Regions from separate parts of the Homo sapiens genome. Here region 2 is linked to region 1. A link is an interaction called in ENCODE POLR2A ChIA-PET data of the cell type or tissue named here. Cell type or tissue: GM12878. All regions are shown on one strand. Links, peaks and the distances in the headings refer to the core of each region. The heading gives the core; the rest is flanking DNA.

Region 1 (4,381 bases), core at 309-4,308:
CCTCTTTCCAAAGAAGCTTGTCTTTTATTTTCCTTCAGATCTCCTAAGCATACACATTCAGATCCTCATCAGATAAAAGAATAACAGGTTTTAATTCCTCTCTTTCAGTTAAAGACAGTTAATTCCTTATGTCGGTTGGTCAAATATAGGTAAAAAGCTTAAAATCTGAGTAGTTTTAAATATTTTCTGTACCAAGCAGTTAACAAGTATTCTTTTTTTTTTTTTTTTTTTTTTTTTTTTTTTTTTTTTGAGATAGAGTCTGGCTGTGTTGCCCAGGCTGGGGTGCAGTGGTGCAATCTTGGCTCACTGCAACCTCCGCCTCCCAGAATCAAGCAATTCTCATGCCTCAGCTTCCTGAGTAGCTGGGGTTACAGGCACGCGCCACCATGCCCAGCTAATTTTTGTATTTTTAGTAGAAACAGGGTTTCTCCATGTTTGCCAGGCTGGTCTAGTCTTGAACTCCTGACCTCAAGTGATCTGCCTGCCTTGGCCTCCCAAAGTGCTGGGATTACAGGTGTGAGTCACTGCACCCCGGCCAGTTAGCAAGTTTTTTTTTTTTTTTTTGGAAACAGAGTCTCGCTGTGTCACCCAGGCTGGAGTGCAGTGGTGTGATCTCACCTCACTGCAACCTCTGCCTCCTGGGTTGAAGCAATTTCTCCTGCCTCAGCCTCACGAGTAGCTGGGACTACAGGCACGTGCTGCCACACCTGGCTAACTTTTTTGTATTTTAGTAGAGACGGTTTCACTGTGTTGCCCAGGCTGGTCTTGAACTCTTGAGCTCAGGCAATCCACCTGCCTCAGCCTCCCAAAGTGCTAGGATTATAGGAGTGAGCCACCGTGCCCGGCAGCAAGTATTCTTAATCAAGAGGTTGAGTGCAGTGGCTCATGCCTGTAATCCCAGCACTGTAAGAGGCTGAGGCAGGAGGATCGCTTGAGCCTGGGAGTTTGAGGCTGCAGTGAGCTATGATTGTGCCACTGCACTCCAGCATGGGTGACAAAGCCAGACCCTGTCTCTAAAAAAATAAGAATAAAAAACCTCCCCCTAAACCCAATTAGCAGACTAGGATAGATTCTAGGGAATTGGTTTTTTTGGAAGTTTTTAGACTTACCTATATATGTTTAGAAGGGAGCCTGCTTAAAGGTAAAGGAATGAGGAAGATAATAATTGGGGAGCCCTTTTAACAATGGGCCTGTGTGTAGTGGGTAAGCTGGGGGAGTTATATGTGAAAGTATCTCTGTCGGGCGCAGTGCAGTGGCTCATGCCTGTAATCCTAGCACTTTGGGAGGCTGAGGTGGGCGGATCACTTGAGGTCAGGAGTTCGAAACCAGCCTGGCCAACATGGTGAAACCATGTCTCTACTAAAAATACAAAAAAAAATAGCTGGGCGTGGTGGCACGAGCCTATAGTCCCAACTACTCAGGAGGCTGAGGCAGGAGAATCACTTGAGCCAGGGAGGCAGAGGTTGCAGTGAGCCGAGATCGCGCCACTGCACTCCAGCCCAGGCGACAGTGTTAGACTCCATCTCAAAAAAAAAAAAAAGGCCGGGCACGGTGGCTCACGCCTGTAAATCCAGCACTTTGGGAGGCCGAGGTGGGCGGATCACGAGGTCAGGAGTTGGAGACCAGCCTGACCAACATGGTGAAACCCGGTCTCTGCTAAAAATACAAAACTTAGCTGGGCGTGGCCACGCCTGTAATCCCAGCTACTCAGGAAGCTGAGGCAAGAGAATCACTTGAACCTGGGAGGCAGAGGTCGCGGTGAGCCGAGATGCGCCACTGCACTCCAGCCTGGGTGACAGAGCAAGGCTCTGTCTCAGAAAAGTTAAAGAAAAAGAAAGTCTCTCTGTCACATTTCTCTTCCCTTAGTTCTCTGTCTCTGCTTCTTCAGTGAAGTCTGTTTCAGCCTGCTTCTTCCTTATTCTTTTGCTTTAATCTATGCCTAATAGGCTGCATTCACAGATCCCTGCTAACTTGATCAGGTAACCCTGGACTTTGCTTTTAAAACCACACTGGTTCTTTGTTATGGGAAACCTATGTAATGCGGTTAGGGACAATCTGATCAAAGCATATTCTTCTGTCCTTAACTCTACAAGGTACATACATAGCTGCAGGATGTCGAGAAAAAGGGACAGGTAAGCTACAGGGGGTCAAGAAGAACTGTTGATCAAAGTTTGCATTGATTGTGGAATTTCTAAATAACAGTAAGTTCCCTTCTTTTAGGTACTTTACAGTGGGTCACATGGTCACATTTCTTTCTTGAATTAAGTAATCCAGCTCTAGCTTTCAAGCAGATTTGTCTAATCTCTCTCAGGTCTCCTTAGGCTCTAAGGAAAGAGACCCTTTCATCTCTTTTAGTTCCCAATGCTTAATAATAGTGATCTCAGCCTGCATCTTTGGACTTGGCTTCTTCTCTCTTGCTGTATCTGCTGGTTCTCGCTTTTTGAGTTGTGAATGAAGAGGATCTCTGCAGATCACCATTCTCCATTAATAACCTGTGGAATCTTAAAGATAAGGATTTCCCCTTCCTCCTTCCTGCTTTACTTTTTTTCTTTAAAGCTGAATTACTCGGGCCGGGCTCGGTGGCTCACACCTGTAATCCTGAGGTGAGTGGATCACCTGAGGTCAGGAGTTCAAGACCAGCCTGACCAACATGGTGAAACCCGTCTCTGCTAAAAATACAAAAATTAGCTGGGCGTGGTGGCATGCGCTTGTAATCCCCAGCTACACGGGAGACTGAGGCAGGAGAATCGCTTGAACCTGGGAGGCGGAGGTTGCAGTGAGCCGAGGGCCATTGCACTCCAGCCTGGGCAAAAAGTGAAACTCTGTCTTAAAAAACAAACAAAACTGAATTCTGTATCGGTTTAGATCTTTAAATCTTTGTTCATAGGTTTTATTTTTCCTAATCCTCTCTGGATTCACTTTCAGAGTGCTTCTCCAGTGCTTTACAGACTAGACTTCTAATTCTGTACTTTGTCTTACCTTAATATTTTAAAACCATAACCAAATCCTAAATTCTAAGCCTCATTAAAAAATCAGGCCATCCAAAGTGCACAAGGATATGAGTATGTATGGAGGAGGAAACTATGCAGAATATGTCAATGACTTTAAAGGTTGATGTTGCTCCTTGGCCTTTGCTTCCTGAATCATCTTAATGGGGCTTTTGTTAAATTCCTTTGGCCCTAACAGTAGAGGTACTTGGCCTAAATGCCCCCCTCCCCCTGCTCTGGGCAAAGGTATCAATTACATTAAGCCCCTAAAGCACTCCCATCTCGTTCCTGGCAGTCCCCTGTGCCCCTCTCCCAGCTGCGTCCTTGCTGGTGCCTGGCCCCCTCCATTTTGTTAGGAGAAGCAATCTCCTCATTCCTGCGCTGTGGAGATATATTTCTCAGCTAGGGCGCGAGCAGTGCCAGCACTGCCCCCGGTGAGGTCCCTGGCAGCAATAAAAATTTTTATTGTGATTATGTTGGTGTCGGGGTGTCCATCTGGGTTATTGCACACCTAGTTTAATTGATTGAAGTTTAATTTATTGACACTTCAAATTAAATGATCAGAATAAACTGTGCTGTTACTCTGGCCAGCTTGTTTTAATGGTTGATTGCTGGAAGCAGACCTCGGCTTGAACTAAAACCCCCAAAGAGCAATTGACGCTGCTTCTAACTCTCCCCATGTCTTGCCCTCCAAGAAGACCTTGTTATAGATTTCCGACGTATTTATATATATTTTTTCCCTCTTCTTCACAGTGGTGGGAAAGAGTTGGTCCCTGGCAAGGTATAAATTATATCAAAGATCTAGGGGAGCTGTCACATGGTCAGAAGAGGAGGAGGGGGCCTCCATGTGAGGAAAACCAGACCCTTGAGAAGCCAGGTCTGCCTTGGGAGGCAGAGGATGAGTGCAATTATCCAGGTATTTGACGGAGCCTAGTGGCAGGTTTAGGGTCTTTTTTATCTAGATACTTGCTGCTGTTTCTTACTTTACTCCATTGACATGGCTTGATTAGAGTCTGGATGTTGACAAGAAAACAGGTTGTGGAAAGGGAAACTAGAGGAGCAAATCAGATGGAGCAGGGATAAAGAATCAGTACCTATGTACCCACTTGTGCTGGAGTAATTAGGAAGAGGAAAGGCAGAGTGCCCAGGGGACAGCTGATGAAGATGGATTCAGAGAATGAGTCCATGCACTTGTAAGATGCTTGTGCTGGCAAGGGCCCTCTCACATTCTGTCCCTCCTGTTTTTGGGCAGAATAGGTTTCCTTACATCAGATTATTAGGGGGATCTCTCCTGGCCTTACATTCCCTAGCCTGTGTCACCTCTTCTGGTGTTTGACCACACCCATCTCTTCAGGAAGTCCTTCCTGTTGTGTAATCTAAGTTATATATGCTGC
Region 2 (4,381 bases), core at 281-4,280, 64 kb after region 1:
CCCACCCCCTCTTCTCCCAAGCCCCTCTTCTCCCCAGCCCCTCTGCTCCCCAGCCCTCTTATCTCCGGCCCTCAGGTTCCCACCTCCCACCACACTCACCTCGAAGCTACACCCACCATCTTCTCCTTCCACCCCCCACTTCCTCCTTTCCCCCTTATCCTGGGCCCAGAAGGATGTCGGAGTATCTAAGCTAAGGGTGGGGGAAGACGCTGGGGCGGGAGACGGGTCAGAACCTTTCCCCCAACTCCACCAGGCCAGGACCAGCCCCCTCCCCCAGCCTCTCGTAGACTGGTATATAATATTCATGAGCCTCATGAATACGCAATGTTCTAATTATGGGGCGGGGGTCTCACTCCGCTCTGCCTCCCGCTTTACCACTCCCTAAATTACCCGGAGCAGCGGCAGCCTGGGAAAGAGGGGAAGAGGGGAAGAGGGGACCCCAGATGTGGAGCCAGATGAAGGGGGAGGGGGAACCGGTCGCTGACGGGCGGCCGCAGTCACCGCGGTGCCGGGAGATGGTGGAGGGGGGCGGTGGGTGACCCACAGAGAGGAACCCAGGAGCCGGGAGCCTGGAGTCGCAGAGACCACTCACCGAGGATCATGCTGGGGACCCAGGCGCCCGGGGTTCCGCGTCGCTCTGTCCCGGGGGCCGTTCTGGCCGGGCTGGGGGTACGGGGGGAGGAGCCGGGGAGGAGCAGAGGCCGGCCGAGGCGGAGCGGGGGCGGGGCCCTCAGCAGGTGAAGACGGGAGGAGGGGACCCGGGCACTCAGGGCTCCGCGAGGGGGCGTCCTGGCCCCTCCCGCTTCCTCCCGCCCTTCTTCTTGCTGCCTGCTGGCCTCCTGGGTTTACGGTGTCACTGCGGCCAGGGCTGGGGGAACAGGACGTCTAGAAGACGGTGTGAGGTGATGGACGAAGCTGGAAACTAGGATGCCTGGGTTCCCGGGAAGGGCTGAGTCTGAGGGCGGGAAGTCTGGTGCTGGGCTGATATGGGGTGGGCAGGGGAGTGGGGGGGGGAGGGGGGCGGGGGTGCCTAAGTACTCTGGGAGGCGATGGGCCTTGGGTTGGGTAGGATACCTAGGTTCCCTCCAGAGTAATGGACTGAGCAGGGGGCAGGGGAAGTGCAGCAGAAATTGTATGGGTCCTAGTTTGTTGTTCTGGCTTTGGAGCAGGATGCCTGGGGGCTGGGCCTCTGAGGTGAAATGGGATGTTGAAGATGGATCCCAGGTTGAGTTCTGGCTGGGGTCTGAATGCCTGGGTCCTTAGGGAAGGTCTCAGCGAGGAGATTGCAATCAATGGACCTGAGGAGATGGAAATAGAAGCTTGTAACCGAGATCATTAGGGCAACTGGAAGATGACAGAAAATTCAGAACTGAGGCACCTTGTAGAGATGACCTGGATTAGGGTGGGGTGGCATCAGGGAGCATCTATCCAGGGCTAAATCAGCGGCATTCCCCACTAAGGCGAGCTTCGGTCGAGGAGGACTGGTGGGGGGGCATTTCGTGAGGTGGAGGGGAAGATGGAGGGTAGGACAAAATGTATGAGCAGGGGAGAATGTCAGGAGGGAGAGGAAGTACAGGCCACTTGGAGGTATTCTTTTCTTCTTTTTTCTTTTTTCTTCTTTTTTGAGACCCAAGTCTTGCTCTGTCGCCAGGCTGGAGTGCAGTGGCACGATCTCAGCTCACTGCAACCTCTGCCTCCCGGGTTCAAGCATTCTCCTGCCTCAGCCTCCCGAGTAGCTGGGATTACAGGTGCCCGCCACCACGCCTGGCTAATTTTTGTAGTTTTAGTAGAGACAGGATTTCACTATGTTGGCCAGGCTGGTCTCGAACGCCTGACCTCAGGTGATCCGCCTGCCTCGCTCTCTCAAAGTGCTGGGATTACTGGCGTAAGCCACCGCACGCAGCCCACTCAGAGGTATTCTTAAGGGACCCCAGTACAAGGTAGGAGTCTTGGAGAATGCAGATGTCTGGGGGAGATGGAGGCTGGATCTGTCTGTACTTGTCTCAAGAGGGAGGGTGGCAGCCAGATTTCCCAGAATGCCACACAGCCAGCTTCAGGCCAACCCCAATCAGAGGAAAAGTGGGTGGGAACTGGAACGTTTGAGGTTTAGGGAGGTAGAAGCTGAGGGGAAGAAGTTGGTGAAAGGGTGGTGGGACTGAAGTTTCGGAATGGTTTAGGAAGGGGAAAGAGACTGACATTCCTGGGTTCTGGAGGGAAATTGGGACTGGATGGTCAATTAAGGTGCAGGAAGTTTGAGTTTCTGTTTCTGGGTCCCAGCAATCTCTTGCCCTCACGCCAGTAATCTGGTTTGAAGAAAAGACCTGTTTCTGTACCTGCCAAGACACTCCAGCTCAAGGGAGAGAATGCTGGGAGTGCCAATGCCTTAGTCTCATTCTGATTCAGTGGGGCAGAGATCTCAGGGGATTGGCCTTGGGAGAGGATATGGGGTTTCTGGGTCCATCAGAGGAGGTCCTCCTGCTCTGGGTCTGACCTACCACCATGCTGGTCAACTCCAGTATGAAAAACCCTTGCTTCTCCTTAGACCCTGCACCTCCTTTCCTCTTCCCATTCTTTCTCCTCCTGGGTGGACTCAGAGACTAAACAAGAGCCATCATCAGGCATGGTCGATTGGTTTTAGAGACCCCTTTGCGCTCAGCTGTTGTCCACCCTGCCACACTGCCCCAGGGACTCTGGGTTAGGAAGATCTCAGAAGAGGGGTTGCTTAAGCTTACCAAGGGGAAGCAGCTGGCTAGAGGACGGGGTGACCTTGCAGGCAGCTGGGGTGGGGGGAAGGTGTGTGGGGTGAATTCATTATTGATGAGCCCTGCACCCCGGGCTACTAATGAGCCCAGGCCGGCTGCTCTAATTGATGTCAAGAAACTTGAGACCCCCAGATCAGCTTCCCGCCTGCCAGCTGCCTCTCCTGAGCCCCCTCCCCCTCCCTGCACCCCCAGCTGCTCTGTTCACTTCCTAAGGCCTCCTTTCCTTCTCCTTTTCATCTCCACCAACACAGACAAGGATAGGGCTCAGGCCTTCTAGCCCCCCTACACTTAAATTCGTCTGGATTATTCAAGTCTCAAGGTGGGAGCCACACTTCCTTCGGAGGGTTGGGAGATTTGGGAGAAGAAACTTAGACCAGGAGTCTGAGAATTAGAGCTCAGGGAAAGAGAGGCTCATACTAGATTACATCTGTGGCATTTCTGAGCTCAAGGAATTTCTTCCTTATATTGTGCATCCACGGGTAAGAACTTGTCACTCTCTCAAAAGTACAGGCCCTACACAGTGACACACCCATGACACCAGCCCAATTTTCACAGCCCACTTCCCTTCCTTATTTCCTCCTCACAACAGTGGAAGACATTTTAGGTCTGGCCCCTGGAGTTTGGCTGCTTCTACCCCCACCTCTCTCCCAAGAAGGGGACTCCTCTTAATGTATCAGGTATGGGATTTCCTCCCTCTAGAATTTCTGGTGCCTTGTTATGCCACGGCTGCCATTCTTAGAAATGCTAGGGGGTTCTTTGTCTCATCCTGTCTCTTCTACCCCATCAGCCCCTTTTCATTTGTGGGTTCTGTGAAGACATTCCTGACTCAGAGCATTCTAAGAAGTCACAGACTGGAGTGTGGTCCAGGGTTGGTCTCCCAGGAGGGATATTTTTAGGTGATGCAGGCCCTGCTAGGCAGAAGCCTGAGTTAATGAGAATAGTCCTGGTGATGGGGGAAGAGGGTGAGGTGGACCTCATACCCTACCTTCCCAAATTTCCCATAAATTTGTGGCTATGCTGCCCTCTGGTGGCTGAATTTTAGTCTATCCTGACAGGGACATCTTTGTCTCCAACAACCGCAATTGCTCTCCCTCTTGCTGCCCGTTAGGACAGGCCTTGAGGAGAAAAGAGAACCCTGAGGGTCCCTCACTTTGCGAGATTTATCTTCAAAGATCTGAACCCTGTGGCATGTTGGTTAAGAATTCGGGCTTTCCCAGCCAGATAAGGCTGAGTTTCACTCTGTTCTGCCACTCACTGTGTGACTTTGCACAAGTTATGTAACCTCTCTGGGCCTCAGTTTCTCTTTGTGTAAATGGGATAAATAGTACCAACCTCACAGAACTCTGTGAGAAATTAAATGTGATAATGTATGCAAACTAACACCCCCTACCAGCACACAGTAGCAATGAAAACAAAGCAATACAAAAACCTAACTGGGCTTTCTTCTAATTTAGTTCCGTGGCTTTTTCCTCTCAACTCATTTCATTATTCTGATTTAGGGAAGCCTGGTAAATTTTCTGAACCATCCTCCCCCACCTCCACCTTGGACCTCCCCCTTTGCATTCTGCTCTAATCCTCAAACCCAAAGAGAAGAGGTTCCTTTCCCTTCTCCCTTGGGA

Evidence for each region. Peaks named below come from ENCODE experiments on the same cell type or tissue, not always from the same donor. Only the 100,000 strongest peaks of a DNase experiment are listed, where the experiment ranks them.
Region 2: POLR2A ChIA-PET joins it to region 1 with 9 read pairs; 5 of 35 experiments call an interaction of 5 or more read pairs at or near these places.

The regions. Positions count from the first base shown.
Region 1 is chr12:54,326,750-54,331,130 of GRCh38, forward strand. All of the region lies in intron 1 of COPZ1 (coat protein complex I subunit zeta 1), which reads left to right. Among named protein-coding and RNA genes, the nearest start is that of COPZ1, 3.8 kb to the left of the region's middle. RefSeq lists enhancers at 2,442-3,132, 3,133-3,822. In GM12878, for the core only: no CTCF peak of the experiment used is centred there; no DNase peak of the experiment used is centred there; H3K27ac peaks cover 389 bases.
Region 2 is chr12:54,390,643-54,395,023 of GRCh38, forward strand. The region is part of intron 1 of GPR84-AS1 (GPR84, ZNF385A, ITGA5 and GTSF1 antisense RNA 1); the gene reads left to right. It also overlaps a transcript of ZNF385A not described here. Among named protein-coding and RNA genes, the nearest start is that of ZNF385A, 8.1 kb to the left of the region's middle. RefSeq lists silencers at 556-615, 656-865. In GM12878, for the core only: CTCF peaks have their summits at 784 (motif pointing right) and 3,792 (motif pointing left); no DNase peak of the experiment used is centred there; H3K4me3 peaks cover 698 bases.